Regions from separate parts of the Homo sapiens genome. Here region 2 is linked to region 1. The links are chromatin loops, found by intact Hi-C in ENCODE. Cell type or tissue: CD4-positive, alpha-beta T cell. All regions are shown on one strand. Links, peaks and the distances in the headings refer to the core of each region. The heading gives the core; the rest is flanking DNA. Region 1 has its middle 28 kb from the start of KLRB1. Region 2 overlaps CLEC2D (C-type lectin domain family 2 member D).

Region 1 (9,352 bases), core at 401-8,400:
GTCTATTAGTTCTGCTTGGTGCAGAGCTGAGTTCAATTCCTGGATATCCTTGTTAACTTTCTGTCTCATTGATCTGTCTAATGTTGACAGTGGGGTGTTAAAGTCTCCCATTATTATTGCGTGGGAGTCTAGGTCTGTTTTTAAGTCTCTAAGGACTTGCTTTATGAATCTGGGTGCTCCTGTATTGGGTGCATATATATTTATGATAGTTAGCTCTTCTTGTTGAATTGATCGCTTTACCTTTATGTAATGGCCTTCTTTGTCTCTTCTGACCTTTGTTGGTTTGAAGTATGCTTTATCAGAGACTAGGATTGCAACCCCTGCTTTTTTTAATTGTTTTCCATTTCCTTGGTAGATCTTCCTCCATCCCTTTATTTTGAGCCTATGTGTGTCTCTGCACTTGAGATGGATCACCTGAATACAGCACACTGGTGGGTCTTGACTCTTTATCCAATTTGCCAGTCTGTGTCTTTTAATTGGAGCACTTAGCCCATTTACGTTTAAGGTTAATATTGTTACGTGTGAAATTGATCCTGTCATTATGATGTTAGCTGGTTATTTTGCTCGTTAGTTGATGCAGTTTCTTCCTAGCATCGATGTTCTTTACAATTTGGCATGTTTTTGCAGTGGCTTGTACCGGTTGTTTCTTTCCATGGTTAGTGCTTCTTTTAGGAGCTCTTCTTGTAAGACAGGCCTGGTGGTGACAAAATCTTTCAGCATTTGTTTGTCTGTAAAGGATTTTATTTCTCCTTCACTTATGAAGCTTAGTTTCGCTGGAATTGAAATTCTGGGTTGATATGAAATTCTTTTCTTTAAGAGCGTTGAATATTGGCCCCCACTGTCTTCTGGCTTGTAGAGTTTCTGCTGAGAGATCCGCTGTTAGCCTGATGGGCTTCCCTTTGTGGGTAACCCGACCTTTCTCTCTGGCTGCCCTTACATTTTTTCCTCCATTTCAACTTTGGTGAATCTGACAATTATGTGTCTTGGAGTTGCTCTTCTCGAGGAGCATCTTAGTGGTATTCTCTGTATTTCCTGAATTTGAATGTTGGCCTGCCTTGCTATGTTGGGGAAGTTCTCCTGGATAATATCCTGAAGAGTGTTTTCCAACTTGGTTCCATTCTCCTCGTCACTTTCAGGTATACCAATCGGACGTAGATTTGGTCTTTTCACATAGTCCCATATTTCTTGGAGGCTTTGTTCATTTTTTTTTACTCTTTTTTCTCTAAACTTCTCTTTTTGTTTCATTTCATTCATTTGCTCTTCAATCCCTGACACCCTTTCTTCCACTTGATCAAATCGGCTACTGAAGCTGGTGCATGCATCATGTAGTTCTCGTGGTATGGTTTTCAGCTCCATTGGGTCATTTAAGGTCTTCTTTACACTGTTTATTCTAGTTAGCCATTCATCTAATCTTTTTTCAAGGTTTTTAGCTTCTCTGCAATGGGTTCGAACATCCTCCTTTAGCTTAGAGAAGTTTGTTATTACCAATCGTCTGAAGCCTTCTTCTCTCAACTTGTCAAAGTAATTCTCCATCCAGCTTTGTTCTATTGCTGGAGAGGAGCTGCATCCCTTTGGAGGAGAAGAGGCACTCTGATTTTTAGAATTTTCGGCTTTTCTGCTCTTGTTTCTCCCCATCTTTGTGATTTTATCTACCTTTGGTCTTTGATGATGGGGACACACAGATGGGGTTTTGGTGTGGATGTCCTTTCTGTTTGTTAGTTTTCCTTCTAACAGTCATGACCCTCAGCTGCAGGTCTGTTGGAGTTTGCTGGAGGTCCACTCCAGACCCTGTTTGCCTGGGTATCACCAGCAGGGGCTGCTGAACAGCAAATATTGCAGAACAGCAAATGTTGCTGCCTGATCCTTCCTCTGGAAGCTGCGTCTCAGAGGGACACCTGGCTGTATGAGGTGTCAGTCGGCCCCTACTTGGAGGTGTCTCCCAGTTAGGCTACTTGGGGATCAGAGACCCACTAGAGGAGGCAGTCTGTCCATTCTCAGATCTCAAACTCTGTGCTGGGAGAACCACTACTGTCTTCAAATCTGTCAGACAGCTTTGAAGTCTGCAGAAGTTTCTGCTGCCTTTTGTTCAGCTATGCCCTGCCCTTAGAGGTGGAGTCGACAGAGGCAGGCAGGCCTCCTTGAGCTGCGGTGGGCTCCACCCAGTGCAAGCTTCCCGGCTGCTTTGTTTATCTACTCAAGCCTCAGCAATTGCGTACGCCCCTTCCCCAGCCTCACTGCCGCCTTGCAGTTCGATCTCAGACTGCTGTGCTCTCAGCGAGCGAGGCTCCTTGGGCATGGGACCCTCCGAGCCAGGCGCGGGATATAATCTCCTGGTGTGCCATTTGCTTAGACCATTGGAAAAGTGCAGTATTAAGGTGGGAGTGCCCCGATTTTCCAGGTACCATCTGTCACGGCTTCCCTTGGCTAGGAAAGGGAATTCCCTGACCCCTTGCGCTTCCTGGGTGAGGTGATGCCCCGCCCTGCTCTGTGGGCTGTACCCACTGTCCGACAAGCCCCAGTGAGATGAACCCATTACCTAAGTTGGAAATGCAGAAATCGCCCATCTTCTGCATTGCTCACACTGGAAGCTGTGGACTGGAGCTGTTCTTATTTGGCCATCTTAGAACCTCATGCCAACTGTCCTCCCTAATCTTTTATTATGCAGATGGGTTCTCTACCTGGCCTGTGCCTTGTTGCCTGTTCCTTTACTGTACATGTGATGACAAGAAAAGAAGATGGACCCTCCATGTTGAACATGCCTGGCCCTCAGGTAGCCCTTTTCTATTGGCACAGCTGCTGGCATTCATCTGTGCAAGCTTCCAGCTTGCTCATGTATGTCTGCAGCTCGATTTCTCAGGCTGCTCTTTGTTAGAAAAGAAATGATTTTTTGGGCTGCTTTTTGTTAAAATGGAAAATTCTGCCTATGACTCTGTTGTCCTTACTATCTGCCTAAATAATTTATTTCTATGTCCTGTATCACTGGATTCCCCCCACCTACCAAGTTGTTCTTAAAAACTGCTCCCTGAATGCTCTAAGAGACTGATTTGAGTTTTGAATAAAACTCTGGACTCCCACACAGCTGCCTCTGCATGAGTTACTCTTTCTCTATTGCAATTTCCCTGTCTTGATATATTGGCTCTGTCTAGGCCTTGGGCAAGGTGAACCTGTTGGGTGGTTACATTCTCACTGTTATAATTTTTCAAAGGTGATTTCAGTCATGCCACCATCAGTGTAGGTCTCACCTGGGAGATTGTTAGAAATGTAGAATCCTGGACCCAGTGAATATGAATCTGCAGTTTTAAAAGATCTCCAGGTAATACATAGATGAATTAAAGTTTTAGAGCTAATGCTATAAGTGACATGGCTTCTTGATAAGTTATTTTCCGATTTTCAATCTGAGGTCCCCTGGGCTGCCTGCATGGATGTGTGGATAGGGGTTGAGGAAAAGGATGAACATTGGTGTTTCTCTTCAAGAGTTTGAATTTGATGTTTGTTTGCACACTTCAATGTATCTGTATATTTTAAAAAGTGGAGCAGTTATTCCTAGAGTGAAACTTTTGTATTCACCTAGAAAATCCATTTCAACTATCTGAGTTAGTTTACCAACAGTTCCCAGAAGAGGGCGCTGCAATGCCTTTCTTTTTCTGTCCTTACACCTGTGTACTGAAGTCAGAAACTAATTGATGAAATGTTTAAATCCACATTATTTCATTGGAGGTACCAATACTTGTATTTGCTAAGTAGATATTCTTTTCTTTACTTTGTAGATGAGTAAACAGGAAGACTGAACTGTTTCTCAACTCCCAAATTCAGGCTTCTTTCAAAATCTACAGTATCATTGGGGGCTGTTATACCAGGACACATGGAGGTGAAGAACTAAAGCAAAATCGTGTCTACTTCACAGTTTTGCCTAAGGCTGGGCTTAATTCTTAAAAAGGTAGCTCTGCTCTTAGTTGAGTGGTCTGGCTAAATTCAAGCAGATTAAACCAGTGTTTATTGTGTTGCTTTGCTAAAAGCCTTTTAGCTGCTTTCAACACAAAATGTTATCCATATTGCTTAGACTTTGCAAACGTAAATAAAATATTCTGTTATGAGTTTTGCAAGAATTTTGAGGGTGAGTTAATGTCAAGGTACCTCTGAACAAGATTTTATACATGTATAGGATGAACGGGACTGCCTTGATGTTCCCCTCAACTTGACTAAACTTTAGACAGATTTCTCCCTGACGTATCACTCCTTTACTTCTCTTTTCTTAGATTGTTTACTTTAGAAAACTTCCCACTATAAATTCTTTCTGTCTTCTTATTTGAGATTTAAATTTTTCTCTAGCCTTTTATCGGTTTTGCAACCCAGGAATATCTTTCTCAAAGACCTGGGAGCCATTTCTTTGAAAAATAATCATCAAGAAAAATAGTTCCCTTATCTTCCCATCTCTGTGGGAGGGTAGTACTCTAACTTCCATATGTGCCAGTTAGCAAATACAGATGGCCTAATCATGTTGACCCACCTTCCCCACTAATATTCTCCAGAACTTTTTCACTAGCATACTCCAGCCTTTACAATCTCTCCTGCTTTTTGTTCAACAGATTTGAATACAGTCTCTCTTTCTTATTGGAACAGGCTTGACACCTATTGCAACAATTTTGAATAAAGTCTTCCTTGCCTATTTAACTTTGTCCAATGCAATTTTTCTTTGAGAATAGCCTACAGAGATTCAAATACAATAAGGTTATTGTATTAGCTACTTGCATACTACTAGCATTCTTTATGACTCATTATTAGAAAATAATAAGTGCAATTGAGGAATATGGGTATTTTTCCTCTACAATTGAAACCACTGAAAAGTAATCCTATAAACAAAGTAGCCCCTGTCCAATGTCTTTCCCTTATATCTTCCTAAAACACATTATTCTACTGTTCTTCCCACTTCAAGGGCCACAGTTTCTCATTTGCTGACTTTTCCTGTGTTTTCCTCTAAATGCAAAATTAAGATTTTATTCTTGGCTCACTTCACTTCTGTATTTACACAGGTACAGATGTGTAGATTAACAGATCTAGTTGTCGCTTCCACAGTTACCCTTCTGCAAACCTGTTCCACCTAGCAGTCAGAGGTATCTTCTAAAATATAAAAATGCAAAAGTATCTTTTCTCTGCTTGAAGTCCTTCAATAGCTCCTTTTTGCAGTTAGAGAAAAAAATGATACCCAAATCCTTCTCGCTGTTTAACAAGGTCCAATACAATCTAGCATCTTTACATGTCCTCAGCCTCAACCTTCACCACTCATCCTTCTCCACTTCTGCCTCCACTGCCATGTTGATCATATTAGATCCACAAGAACTTCTTTCCATTCCTAGCACATGCCAGGTTCCCCTTCCTTAGGCCCTTTGCTCCTGCTGTTCCCAAGGTAAGGAATGCTCATTCCTCAGATCTATTTTGGTTATGACAGCTGAAAGCTTTTTCCCAAAGATCTGGAACAAAACATGGATGGCTACTCTCATCACTCTTATTCAGCATAGTACTAGAAGCCCAGCCCAAGCAATTAGACAAGAGGGAAAAATACAGAAAATCTAAATTAGAAAGGAGGAAGTCAAATTGTTCCTGTTTTCCGATGACATAATCTTATATATAGAAAACTGGAAAGTCCACCAAAAAACTCTCAGAAAGGATACAAGAACTTAGTAAATTTTCAAGACACAAAGTTAAGACAGAAAAAATCTGTAATATTTCTATACACACACAATGAACTAGCTGAAAACAAAATCAAGAAGGCAATCCCATTTGCAATAGCTACACACACAAAAAAACCTAGGAATAAATTTAACCAAGGAAGTGAAAGATCTCTATGTTGTAGGAAAATCCAGGTTCTTGTCACATGACTAAGATAATTTAGGCATGAGGACTCATTGTAGGGTGAGTAGGGCAGAGTTTATTGGGTGAAAAAGAAAAAAAAGTGGGAAAAAGGGACTCTCAGCAAAGTGACAGTCCTGCTACGAAGTTTCCCACCTTGCAGATTGAATCCTTGGTTATCACCCAGGAACAGGAGAGGCTAGGCTACTCCCCCTTGTAAACAGTGCTAACGTCCCACGGCTCCACCCCATCCTCCCAGTGCACAGGACGGTCAGAGGTTCTCAGGAGACCCCTTTTGAGGTGGCTGTCTCATTCCCCACTCTGAAGTACATCTAACTGCCGTTAGAATAAGGATAAGGATAAAGAAGACCAATCCTAACTGCCTCCTGCCGACAGGGGCGCTGTTTTGGGGAAATGGCAGTCAGATCTCCCTCAAAGGCCTCTCTAAGTGTCCCTAGCAGAAGGCGCCATTGTCCAAGGCTCCAGTTGCATGACTATTTGGAGTTTGATTGCCTGAAGGAGAGAAGAAACAAACCAGGTTAATAGAAAACATGTATCAAAACCAAACAAGGGGGTGGGTGAAGACAGCTCAAAAATCCTGAGGCCTTTTACCAGTTCACACAGGGAGATGGAGGGGGTGGGGGACAAAAGCTGGACTGGTAAGGAAACTTACTTTTGTGCAGGCATGTCATAGTTCTGGGCCTCCTTCTCCTGAGCCCAGTCTGAAGCCAACCAGTCTAAGGTTTGGGAAATTAACTCTTCCCAGTTTGGAGGATGCATCTGAGGGGAGTGTTCCATAGTACGGAGACACAATTACTTATCATTAAAGAGATGACAGAGGAGGAAAAAGGAAGGTGTTTTTTCAAGGAGTCCCAGGGATTCAAGATGCATTTGAAAGGGGTACAGACTGAAGATGAATGGCTACTCATCTAGAAAGAGGGGAGCCAGTGCCTCTGATTCCTTTCTCTTCCTAGCAAATACACAGGATACATGAGGGAGGAAAAGTGAGGTGTTCCTCTTTCTTTCCTCCATCCTTTTATCCCTGAGTCTTGGTGACTGTGACCAGTGGCCATGGGTGTTAAAGTGGCTTTCGCCCATGTTAACAGTGAGGGCCTAAGAGGTGGGAGTATCCATTCTCACCCATGTATGCCCTATCTCCCCTTCTGTCAGTAGCCTTTGGATTCCCTAGACCTCATTTATGCCATGGATACTAGCGTAGCCTTTATCCATGAAACTGGAAGCTTGGCTTAATTGGCAGGAATCAGCCACACTCACCTGCACTATGTCTTTTGACTTCCGTTATCATCTGCCTCTGGATCCCTCAGATCCAGTTTTCTTTCCTAGGCCTTTGACTCAAAACTTGGAATTAAGTTTGGGACAAAAATGCATCTTGGAGTGGGTTGCATGGACTCCTTATCATAAACCAAATGCTAAAGTGAAGCTGTGGAATTGAGTCCTCTTCCAACAAGGGAGAGAAAAGGATGTCCAGTGACATGCCTAGATAACTGGTGGCTATAGTTATGCTTCCTAGGATTTGGGTGCATGTTGCTTGGCTTTGGTTAGCTCCCTTGGTCTTACTTTCCCCCACCTCCCCCCCAGAAAAACCCTCTGAGTGATGGGCAACCTATTTATTCCCATCACCTGGTAGGATTTGCAGGATAATTGCTCAGAACTAGAATATTGATCCAGATTTCTACATTACCCATCCTGTTTGTTCTTTCTGAGCTGCACACAGAGATCACTGGTTGGTTCACAGGAACAAGCAGGGTTAGTCTGAAAATGTAGGCAAAAACTGAAAAACAACTAATGAGTTTAGAATTTTAAGACAAATGTATGATAAATTTTGAAACATAATTTCTCTCTCTCCAGTCCTCATTTTTGTTAAAAACACAAATCATGATAGGACTCAGTTGTTTGCAAAATTGAATTTAGTCTTATACTTGGCCTGATTATTTGCATAAAGTGCAGCAAAAATAATTATTTCTACATAGGCCTTTTGATTGGCTTTGATGGAATGCTGTTCCACAAGTAATCTCAAATAAGATCTTTTAAAGCCACGCCCAGACATGTATTTGTATCCTCAAATACCTGTGAGTTGGGTAATCCTCTTGTCTTAAGGTTCCAAGATAAACTTGGAGCTCCTGGGCCTGTTAGAAAGTGACATTCTTTACTGATCACAGGTCATGAACCCTGTACAGGAACTGCATAGACAAGGCTCTGAGACCAGTTTCCTCAAGGGACTTTTTTTTTTTTTTTTTTTTTTTTTTTTTTTTGAGAGAGTCTCACTCTTGTTGTCCAGGCTGGAGTGCAATGGCACAATCTTGGCTCACCGCAACCGCTGCCTCCCGGCTTCAAGCAATTCTCTTGCCTCAGTCTCCCGAGTAGCTGGGACTACAGGCATGTGTCACCATACATGGCCAATTTTGTATTTTTAGTGGAGATGGGGTTTCTCCATGTTTGTCAGGCTGGTCTCAAACTCCCAACCTCAGGTGATCCGCCCGCCTTGGCCTCCCAGAGTGCTGGGATTACAGGTGTGAGCCACCACGCCCGGCCTTCCCCAAGGGACTTTTATTGGCTCTGCAAGTTGAGCTTGACTCCTTAAAGAGAAGCATACCCTTCCAGTCAAAGCCTTGGTAAAACAACCAGTTACTCCAATTGCATCCTGTTGCAAAAGAAAATGGATTTTTACTGCACTGATGCAAACAAGTATATTGCTGTAAGTTAAGAATACTCACAGATAATTTCCAAATTCTACAGGAACCAGGCAGAGAGAAGCAAATATACTCCAAATTTTGTTCACAGGAGTATACTCTACTCAATGATTAAAGGCTATAAATAGTTCAAAATATGTTTTCTTGACTCTAAAAAACAAAACAAGGATCAGCAATATCCAAGCAAAATTGAGAAAGATTGCTTCATTTTTTTGAGTTCACCCAGTTAACCCTTATTTTGCTTGATATTTATGAACATTTTAGCTCTTCATGAGTTCTGTACATTTTTCCTTTATTCCAATGTCACAATCCCCAAAGGTATGAGAAACCTGTATCTGAGAGCACTTGTAAAAGTTCTCTAGCTTATTATAAACCATCTTTTGAAAAAGATTAAAACAACAATTGTCTGTGAATAACAATATGTCCAGGGTAGTTACAGTTAGAAACACAATTGACAAAGTTTTGTTATCTCTGTAGTTTACAATAACTTAACAACTTTAATTATGATTGATAGGATATTCTTTAGACATTAGAATTTTAGAAATTCCATACAATTTTGGAACACATATTAGTATTATTCACCAAAATATGACCTAAAGAAGACTGAATACCATTTTGGCAATCCCATGTACCTAAACGTGTCACATAATCCTGTTTACCTTTCTTTTCTGAACACTCCAGGGGCCCTCTGAAGTATCTGAAAAGCCAGGTGTCAGAAAAGACAATTTTGAAACTGAAGTTTGATTTTGGAAAGCCTATTAAATATATTAGAGGCTTAAAATACTTGCTGTTAT
Region 2 (9,352 bases), core at 582-8,581, 53 kb after region 1:
GTCAAACGGATAGATTGCAAAATTTGTCTCCCATTCTGTAGGTTGCCTGTTCACTCTGATGATAGTTTGTTTTTTGTGTTTGTTTTTTTTTTTTTTTTTTTGTGCAGAAGCTCTTTAGTTAAATTAGATCCCGCTTGTCAATTTTTGCTTTTGTTGCAATTGCTTTTGGTGTTTTAATCATAAAACCTTTGCCCATGCCTGTGTCCTGAATGGTATTGCCTAGGTTTTGTTCTCAGGTTTTTATGGTTTTAGGTCTTATGTTTAAGTCTTTAATCCATCTTGAGCTAATTTTTGTGTAAGGTGTAAGGAAGGGGTCCAGCTTCAGTTTTCTGCATATGGCTAGCCAGTTTTCTCAACACCATTTATTAAATAGGGAATCCTTTCCCCCATTGCTTGTTTTTGTCAGGTTTGTCAAAGATCAGATGGTTGTAGATGTTGGGTGTTATTTCTGAGGCCTCTGTTCTGTCCATTGGTCAATATATCTGTTTTGGTACCAACACCATGCTGTTTTGGTTACTGTAGCCTTATAGTTTAATTTGAAGTCAGGTAGCATGATGCCTCCAGCTTAGTTCTTTTTGCTTAGGATTGTCTTGGCTATACAGGCTCTTTTTTGGTTCCATATGAAATTTAAAGTTTTTTTTTTTTTAATTCTGTGAAGAAAGTCAATGGTAGCTTGATGGGAATAGCATTCAATCTATAAATTACTTTGAGCTATATGACTATTTTCATAATATTGATTCTTCCTATCTATGAGCATGGAATGATTTTCCATTTGTTTGTGTCATCTCTTATTTCCTTGAGCAGTGATTTGTAGTTCTCCTTGAAGAGGTCCTTCACATCTCTTGTAAGTTGTATTCTTAGGTATTTTATTCTCTTAGTAGCAATTGTGAATGGGAGTTCACTCATGATTTGGCTCTCTGTTTGTCTGTTATTGGTGTATAGGAATGCTTGTGATTTTTGCACATTGATTTCGTATCCTGAGAATTTGCTGAAGTTGCTTATCAGCTTAATAAGTTTTAAGGGGATGAGACAATGGGGTTTTCTAAATATACAATTCTGTCATCTGCAAACAGAGATAATTTGACTTCCTCTCTTCCTGTTGAATACACTTTCTTTCTTTCTTTCTTTTACCTGATTGCCCTGACTAGAACTTCCAATACTATATTGAATAGGAGTGGTGAGAGAGGGCATCCTTGCCTTGTGCCAGTTTACAAAGGGAATGCTTCCAGCTTTTGGCCACTCAGTATGATATTCGCTATGAGTTTGTCATAAATAGCTTTTATTATTTTAATGTATGTTCCATCAATACCTAGTCTATTGTGTGTTTTTATCATGAAGGGGTGTTCAATTTTATCAAAGGCCTTTTCTGCATCTGTTGAGATCATCATGTGGTTTTTGTCATTGGTTCTGCTTATGTAATGGATTACATTTATTAATTTACATATATTGAACCAGACTTTCATCCCAGGGATGAAACTGACTTGATCGTGGTGGATAAGCTTTTGATGTGCTGCTGGATTCGGCTGGCCAGTATTTTATTGAGGATTTTTGCATTGATGTTCATCAGGAATATTGGCCTGAAATTTTCTTTTTTGTTGTATCTCTGCTAGGTTTTGGTATCAGGATGATGCTGGTCTCATATAATGAGTTAGGGAGAATTCCTTCTTTTTCTATTGTTTGGAATAATTTCAGAAGGAATGGTACCAGCTCCTCTTCGTACCTCTGGTAGAATTCGGCAGTGCATTTGTCTGGACATGGGCTTGTTTTGGTTGGGTAGGCTATTAATTACTGCCTCAGTTTCAGAACCTGTTATTGGTCTATTCAGGAATCTGATTTCTTCCTGGTTTAGTCTTGGGAGGGTGTATGTGTCCAGGAATTTATCCATTTCTTCCTTGCCTGGGTATCACCAGCAAAGGCTGAAGAAAAGCAAAGATTGCTGCCTGCTCCTTCCTCTGGAAGCTTCATCCCAGAGGGGCACGCACCAGATGCCAGCTGAGCTGTCCTGTATGAGGTGCCTATCAACCCCTGCTAGGAGTTGTCTCCCAGTCAGGAGGCATGGGGGTCAGGGACCCACTTGAAAAGGCAGTCTTTCCCTCAGAAGAGCTCGAGCACTGTGCTGGGAGATCCACTGCTCTTTTCAGAGCTGGCTGGCAGGAATGTTTAAGTCTCCTGAAGCCGTGACCACAGCCACCCTTTCCCCCAGGTGCTCTGTCCCAGGGAGATAAGAGTTTTATCTATAAGCCCCTGACTGGGGCTGCTGCCTTTCTTTCAGAGATGCCCTGCCCAGAGAGGAGGAATCTAGAGAGGCAGTCCGGCTGCAGTGGCTTTGCTGCACTGGCTTTGCTGCACTGTGGTGGGCTCCGCCCAGTCCGAACTTCCCCCAGGGCTTTGTTTACACTGTGAGGGGAAAATCACCTACTCAAGCCTCAGTAATGGCGGATGCACCTCCCCTCACCAAGCTTGAGCATCTGGGGTCCACTTCAGACTGCTGTGCTGGCAGCAAGAATTTCCAGCCAGTGGGTCTTAGCTTGCTGGGCTCTGTGGGGATTGGACCCACTGAGCAAGACCACTTGGCTCCCTGGCTTCAGCCCCCTTTCCAGCAGAGTGAATGATTCTGTCTCAGTGGGTTCCAGGCTCCACTGGGGTATGAAAAAAACTCCTGCAGTTATCTTGGTGACTGCCCAAATCGCCACCCAGTTTTGTGCTTGAAACCCAGGGTTCTGGTAGTGTTGGCACTCCAGAGAATCTCCTGGTCTGTGGGTTGCAAAAACCGTGGGAAAAGCGTAGTATCTGGGCCAGATAGCACCTCACAGCACAGTCCCTCACAACTTCCCTTGGCTAGGGGAGGGAGTTCTCCCACCCCTTGTGCTTCCTGGGTGAAGCAGCGCCCCACCCTGCTTCTGCTTGCCCTCTGTGGGCTGCACCCACTTGTGTAACCAGTCCCAGTGAGATGATCCTGGTACCTCAGTTGGAAATGCAGAAATCACCTGCCTTCTGCATTGGTCTCACTGGGAACTGCAGACCAGAGCTGTTTCTAATCAGCCATCTTGCCCTCTCTGGTCTGGTCGTTTTCTTTAAATTGGTTGATACAGGAGCAGTGATAGCACAACAAATATGCACAGATTTGGGGAAAGTCATCCTGCATTATGGTCTGGTTCAAGAAATTACATTTTAATAGTTATAATTTGGTATCACCTTGTTTGTGATACCAAACCAGATACAATACACGTTTGCCTCATGTTATGATTTGTTATTCAGATTACACCAGTTATTATTCATAACTAAGAGTGATTTCTCATCTCACAAGAGCCAAATCCAAGGATAATGGTGCCAATTGATAGTAATGATTCTATGAATACCCAGCATTCTGGTCTATCATAGACACTTTCAGAACCATTGAGTTGAAGGTAGAAGGTGGTTATATAATAGAAGATGAACTGGTAGCTACTAGGGGCTCAGTGACAACTATCTGGAGAGACATTCATTCATCTCGATCCCACATGAAGAGAGCATTTCTCCTGATTATATAAGAAGTGGGTCAGAAAAGCCTGTCCAGTGAAGTATTGCTGCCTTCAAAGTGTAGAAAACCTCACTAAATCTCCTTAGTGGAAGGAAGTTCACTGTACAACAACTTATTTCATATTTATGATAGTATTTAGACATATACAAGGCTTTTTCACATCAAGAAACCTTATTCACATAAGGCATCTCTATCCTGCCCTTCATTTTACCAAGTCATCTGGAGCAGCAATCGCCAACCTTGTTGGCATGAGGGACCAGTTTTGTGAAAGACAACGTTTTCATGGACTGGGGTCAAGGAATGGTTTGGGGATAATTTAAGTGCATTACTTTTATTGTGCCCTTTATTTCCATTATTATTACATTGTGTAATAATATATAATAAAATAATTATACAACTCACCATAATGTAGAATCAGTGGGAACCCTGAGCTAGTTTTTCTGAAAGTAGATGGTACCATCTGTGAGTGATGGGAGACAGTGACAGTTCATCAGGTATTAGATTCTCACAAGGAGCCCACAACCTAGATTCCTCACATGAGAAGTTCCCAATAGGGTTTGCCCTCCTATGAGAATCTAATGCCACTGCTGATCTGACAGGAGGTGGAGCTCATGAGGTAATGTGAGTGATGGGGAGTGGCTGTAAATACAGATGAAGCTTCACTTACTCATTCGCTGCTTACCTCCTGCTGTGCAGCCTGCTTCCTGACTCATCCATGGACCAGTACTGATCCATGGCCTAGGGGTTGGGGACCCCTAATCTAGAGCACTTGGAGAACTATCTGTTCTCCAAAGCTGATCAAATGCTATCATTAATGTATCTAATATTTTAAGAAAGGGTAACACTGTTGAGAGCCAAATAGATACATGGCCCAGAGCAAGCTTAAGTTACTAATAACTCCTTTTTCAGCTCACCCCCTGCTGAAGGCATGAGTTTGAATCTCAGTTTTGCCATTTGCTGTGTAATGTATGCAATTATATTTAGCATCATATTTCTCACTTGAAAAATGAAAATAATACATTTAATACTTAACAGGAGTGTCAGAAAGTATATTAGCACTTGGTAATTTATACAATACAATATAAAAGTAAGAAATTTTTATTTTATTTATTTTTATTTTATTTTCAGCAATAAGAGCTAACTGCCATCAAGAGCCATCAGTATGTCTTCAAGCTGCATGCCCAGAAAGCTGGATTGGTTTTCAAAGAAAGTGTTTCTATTTTTCTGATGACACCAAGAACTGGACATCAAGTCAGAGGTTTTGTGACTCACAAGATGCTGATCTTGCTCAGGTTGAAAGCTTCCAGGAACTGGTAAGAAAATAGTTCTGGCCAGAATCAAAGATTCAGCCCTACAAGGATATGTTTTCCTGTGAAATTATCTAAGAGGTAGGTTTAGACATCTGCTTTTACATTGATTTTTTTTTTTTTTTTTTTTTTTTGCATAACGAAAGAGTAACCTAGCATGTATTATATTTTACAGTGAACCATCTAAAATTACCTTAATATTCGTGGCAGGAACAGGCCCAGAGGGCAAGCAAGCCAGAGCCTTCTTTGACTTGTGAGCCAGAATTGTGCAAATAAGGATTAGAAAAGTATTGGTAGAAACCCAGTTTTAAGTTTGTATGAAGTTAGCAACATTGTTTCAAAATAAATCAAACAAGGCCAAGAGCAGTGGCACATGCCTGTAATCCCAGCACTTTGGGAGGCCAAGGCGGGTGTATCACTTGAGGTCAGGAGTTTGAGATCAGCCTGGCCAACATGGTGAAACCCCATCTCAACTAAAAAATACAAAAATTAGCTGGGCATGGTGGCATACGCCTGTAGTTCCAGCTACTCAGGAGGCTGAGGCAGCAGAATTGCTTGAACCTGGGAGGTGGAGGCCTACAGTTAGCTGAAATCATGCTACTGTACTCCAGCCTAACAGAGTGAGACTCTATCTCAAAAAAATAATAAAATAAAAACAATAAGTCAAGCAAGAATGATGTCATAGAGGTTGGTAGACTAAAAAGCTACAGAAATCTGTTCCTCCACTGAGAAAACTATTGAACTGTCAAAAACTGTCTGAAGTAACTATTTTGGAATTCTCGAGTCTAGTTAAACACTGGAAGCATCAAGGGAAGAGTTTGATAAAGAGGATGATAAATTTTGGTTAATGTTGGTGAATTTCAGCCTTTCCACTCAATAATAACTATTTTCCATACCCCATTATTGCAGGGATCCATGGGAACTGCTGCCCATGTTCTTGTAATGAATTCCTGCAGCCAGGGTGAACAATAAGCACCTTTTTGTCCAAATGTCAGGGTTATTGCTGATTTCTGCCTTTGAATGCTGAGGGGCAGACACAGAAGTGGGCTATCATTGCATCAGTCCTCATCAGCTGAAGTGGCTTCCCAAGGATTTAAATAAATAGTATGTGTTTTTCCTCCCTTTAGGAAGCAGTCATTTAAGACAATTTTTATTAGATAACTGGCTGACAGCAGAGATAACAGAACAGAGATTTCAATGACCATGCACAACAGAGAATAAAAATAGTTGGGAAAAAATCATGACCAAATGACTCTGAGCCACAACAACCAAGATTTGACAATCCCTGAAGAGCAAAATAATTAAGTTACCAGAGTTACCACAACATAGTATTCATAATGTCCAGTTCTCAAAAAAAAATTACAAAACATGCAAAGAAAAGTATGGTTCATTCACAGGAAGAAAAAGTAATCTGACAGAAACTATCCCTGAAGAGGCTCAGATATTAAAAATATGAGTCAAAAATGTTAAATCAGCTGTCTTAAGTATAACCAATGAGTTAAAGGAAACTAGACAAAAAGCTAAAGGAAACCGAAAACATAATAAATGAACAAAATTAGAATATCAATATAAAGGTAGAAATTGTAAAAAAGAACCAAGCAAAAATTCCAGAGCTGAAAAGTACAATGACTGAAATTTAAAAATAATTTTAAAAACTCAATGAAGAAGTTCAACAGCAGATTTGAGAAGTAAGAGATCAGAAAACTTGAAAATAAGATAATTGAAACAATCCAGACTAAGAAAAACAAAGAAAAAGAATGAAGATAAATAAATTCTAAGGAACCTGTAGGACATCAGCAAACATACTAACATATGTACTGTAGAAATCCAGGAAAGAGAAGAGAAAGAGAAGCAGAGAAATACACTTAAAGAAATAATGAACAAAACTTTCCAAAATCTGAGGAAATACATAAATATATACATCCAAGAGGCTCAATGAACTCCAAAAGGGTAAACTTAAAGAGATCTACATTGAGACAAAATATAGTCAAGTTGACAAAATCCACAGAGAGAATTTTGAAAGCAGCCAGAATGAAGCAACTCATCATTTACATAAGACCCTGAATAAAATTAATAGCTGATTTTCTCTGAGAAACCATGGAGATCAGAAGGTAGTGGAATGGCATATTTAAATGTCTGAAAGAAAAAATAAAACTGCCAACCATGAATTCTATGTATAGCAAAGTTGTCCTTCAAGAATGAAGGAAAAAGTAACACATTTTCAGATAACCAATAATTAAGGGATTTTATTACCAGTAGACATGTGCTACAGAAAATGCTAAAGGAAACCTTTTAGGCTGAACTGAAAGTACACTAGACAGCAATTCAGAGCCTCCAAAATAAAGAATATTCATAAAAGTAACAATAGAGGTAAATATAAAACCCAGAATTACTACATGTGTCATATAGTTTATAACTTCTCCTATTTATAGCTTTCTATATTTATATTTATCTATAACTTCATAGGCAAATGAATAAAAATTATAAATATGATAGTGGTCATATAATGTATAAAGATGCAATCTGTGACAGTCTTATGAAGCAGGGATGAAGACATATAGGATCAAAATGTTTGCATAGTTATTGAAGCTATGTTGATATTATGAAATTATATTGTTACAAGTTTAAGATGCTAATTATAATTCTCAAGGTAACCACTAATAAAATTACCAAAATTATGCAGAAAAGGAAAAAAGAAAAACAATACACTATAAAAAACCAATTAAATACAAAAAAAGTCAGTAACAGACAACTTGAGAAACAAAGACATATAAGATATAGAGAAAACAAATGATTAAATGGCAAAAGTAAATCTTGTTTTAGTAATCACATTAAATAGAAAAGGATGAAGCCATCCTATTAAAGGGCTGAGACTGACAAGTTGGCTAAAAACTAAAATAAATTAAAAAGAAAAACAAGACTCATCTACATGCTGTCTATAAGAGACTTGCCTTAGATATAAGGACACAAAGAAGTTGAAAGTAAAAGGACTGAAAAAGATATTCCATACAAACAGTAGTAACCAAGATAGTGCCGAGTGGCTATATTTTTGTCAAACAAAATAAACTAAAGTAAAATTTACAAGAGAAAAAGAAGGGCATTATGCATTGACAAAAATTTTGACATAGCCAAATAATTATGTTATAAAATATATGTACTTAATAATACAGCCTCAAAATATATGAAGCAATAATTGCTATAATTTAAGGGAGAAAAGAACAGTTCTATGAAAAGTTAGAGAATGAAATATTCCACTTTCAACATGAGATTAAACAACTAGACATAAGATCAATAAGGAAATAGAAAATTTGAACAACACTATAAACCAATTATCCCTAACAGGCATATACAGAAGAATCTACCCAACAAGAGCAGAATATTAATTCTTCTCAAATGCACATGGAACATTCTTAAACCATATGTTAGGCCACAAAACAAGTGTTAGTAAGTGTGAAAATTTGAAGTCATAAAAAGTATCTTTTGCAATTACAATGGAATGAAGCTAGAAATCAATAACTAGAAAAACCAGAAAAGTCACGCATATGTAGAAATTTAAAAACCCGCTCTTCAACAGCCATTGGTCAAAGAAGAAATCACAAGGGACATTAGAAAATACCTTGAGACAAATGAAGTAAAAATACAAATAGCACGTTTATGGTATACACTGAACATAGTTCTAAGAGGGAAATTTATAGCTGTGAGCAGTTAACTAAAAAAGAAGAAAGATCTCAAATCCATAGCCTAACTGTACACTGTAAGGAACTAAAAAAAGTAAAACAAAAATAGAAGTCATCTTTATGATTTGAAAGAGTAAAAGATTTACCTAATAAGTCCCTAAATTTACTAATAATAAAGAAAATTGTTTATATATTTAATTGCGTTAAAATTCAGAACTTGTAATCATAAAAAGGACAGTACACATTGACAAGGAAACACAGCAAAGGAAACCAGCCTATGCTGCTGCTGTTGTGAGGATAATTTGGTACACTTACATTAGTTTGGTGTCTTTTCTTTCTCTTTCTTTCTTTCTTTCTTTCTCTTTCTTTCGTTCGTTCGTTCGTTCGTTTCTTTTTGAGACAGAATCTCACTCTATTGCCCAGGCTGGAGTGCAGTGGCGTGATCTTGGCTCACTACAACTTTTGTCTCCCAGGTTCAAATGATTCTCATGCCTCAGCCTCCCAAATAGCTGGGATTACAGGTGCATGCCATCACGCCCAGCTAATTTTTGTATTTTTTTTAATAGAGAGGGGGCTTCATCATGTTGGCCAAGCCTAGTCTCAAACTCTTGGCCTCAGGTGATCCGCCTGCCTCGGCCTCCCAAAGTACTGGGATTACAGGTGCTTGGCCTGGTGGTGTCATTTCTTAAAGTTGACAAAAAGCATATCCTGGGGCCTAAAAATTCTATTCTAGGACAGGTGCCAAGAATGTCATAGTAGCATACATTCCAAACTTGATAAAACCCTGGTGTCAACCGATAGTATAATAGATAAATTGGAGAAGAGTCATACAAAGGAGTACAATACAG

The links. A loop is a pair of places that touch in the nucleus more often than their neighbours do. Peaks named below come from ENCODE experiments on the same cell type or tissue, not always from the same donor. Only the 100,000 strongest peaks of a DNase experiment are listed, where the experiment ranks them.
Region 2: a loop joins it to region 1, with 2.6 times the contacts of the local background. A loop is called at or near these places in 15 of 110 quality-filtered maps.

What each region holds. Positions count from the first base shown.
Region 1 is chr12:9,630,760-9,640,111 of GRCh38, forward strand. It overlaps the pseudogene LOC374443. Among named protein-coding and RNA genes, the nearest start is that of KLRB1, 28 kb to the left of the region's middle. In CD4-positive, alpha-beta T cell, for the core only: a CTCF peak has its summit at 3,605 (motif pointing right); DNase peaks (open chromatin) are centred at 2,132 and 3,632.
Region 2 is chr12:9,683,254-9,692,605 of GRCh38, forward strand. CLEC2D (C-type lectin domain family 2 member D) reads left to right here. Exons shown (of 5, transcript NM_013269.6): 3 at 4,649-4,833. Among named protein-coding and RNA genes, the nearest start is that of LINC02390, 15 kb to the right of the region's middle. In CD4-positive, alpha-beta T cell, for the core only: no CTCF peak of the experiment used is centred there; a DNase peak (open chromatin) is centred at 4,138; H3K27ac peaks cover 2,491 bases.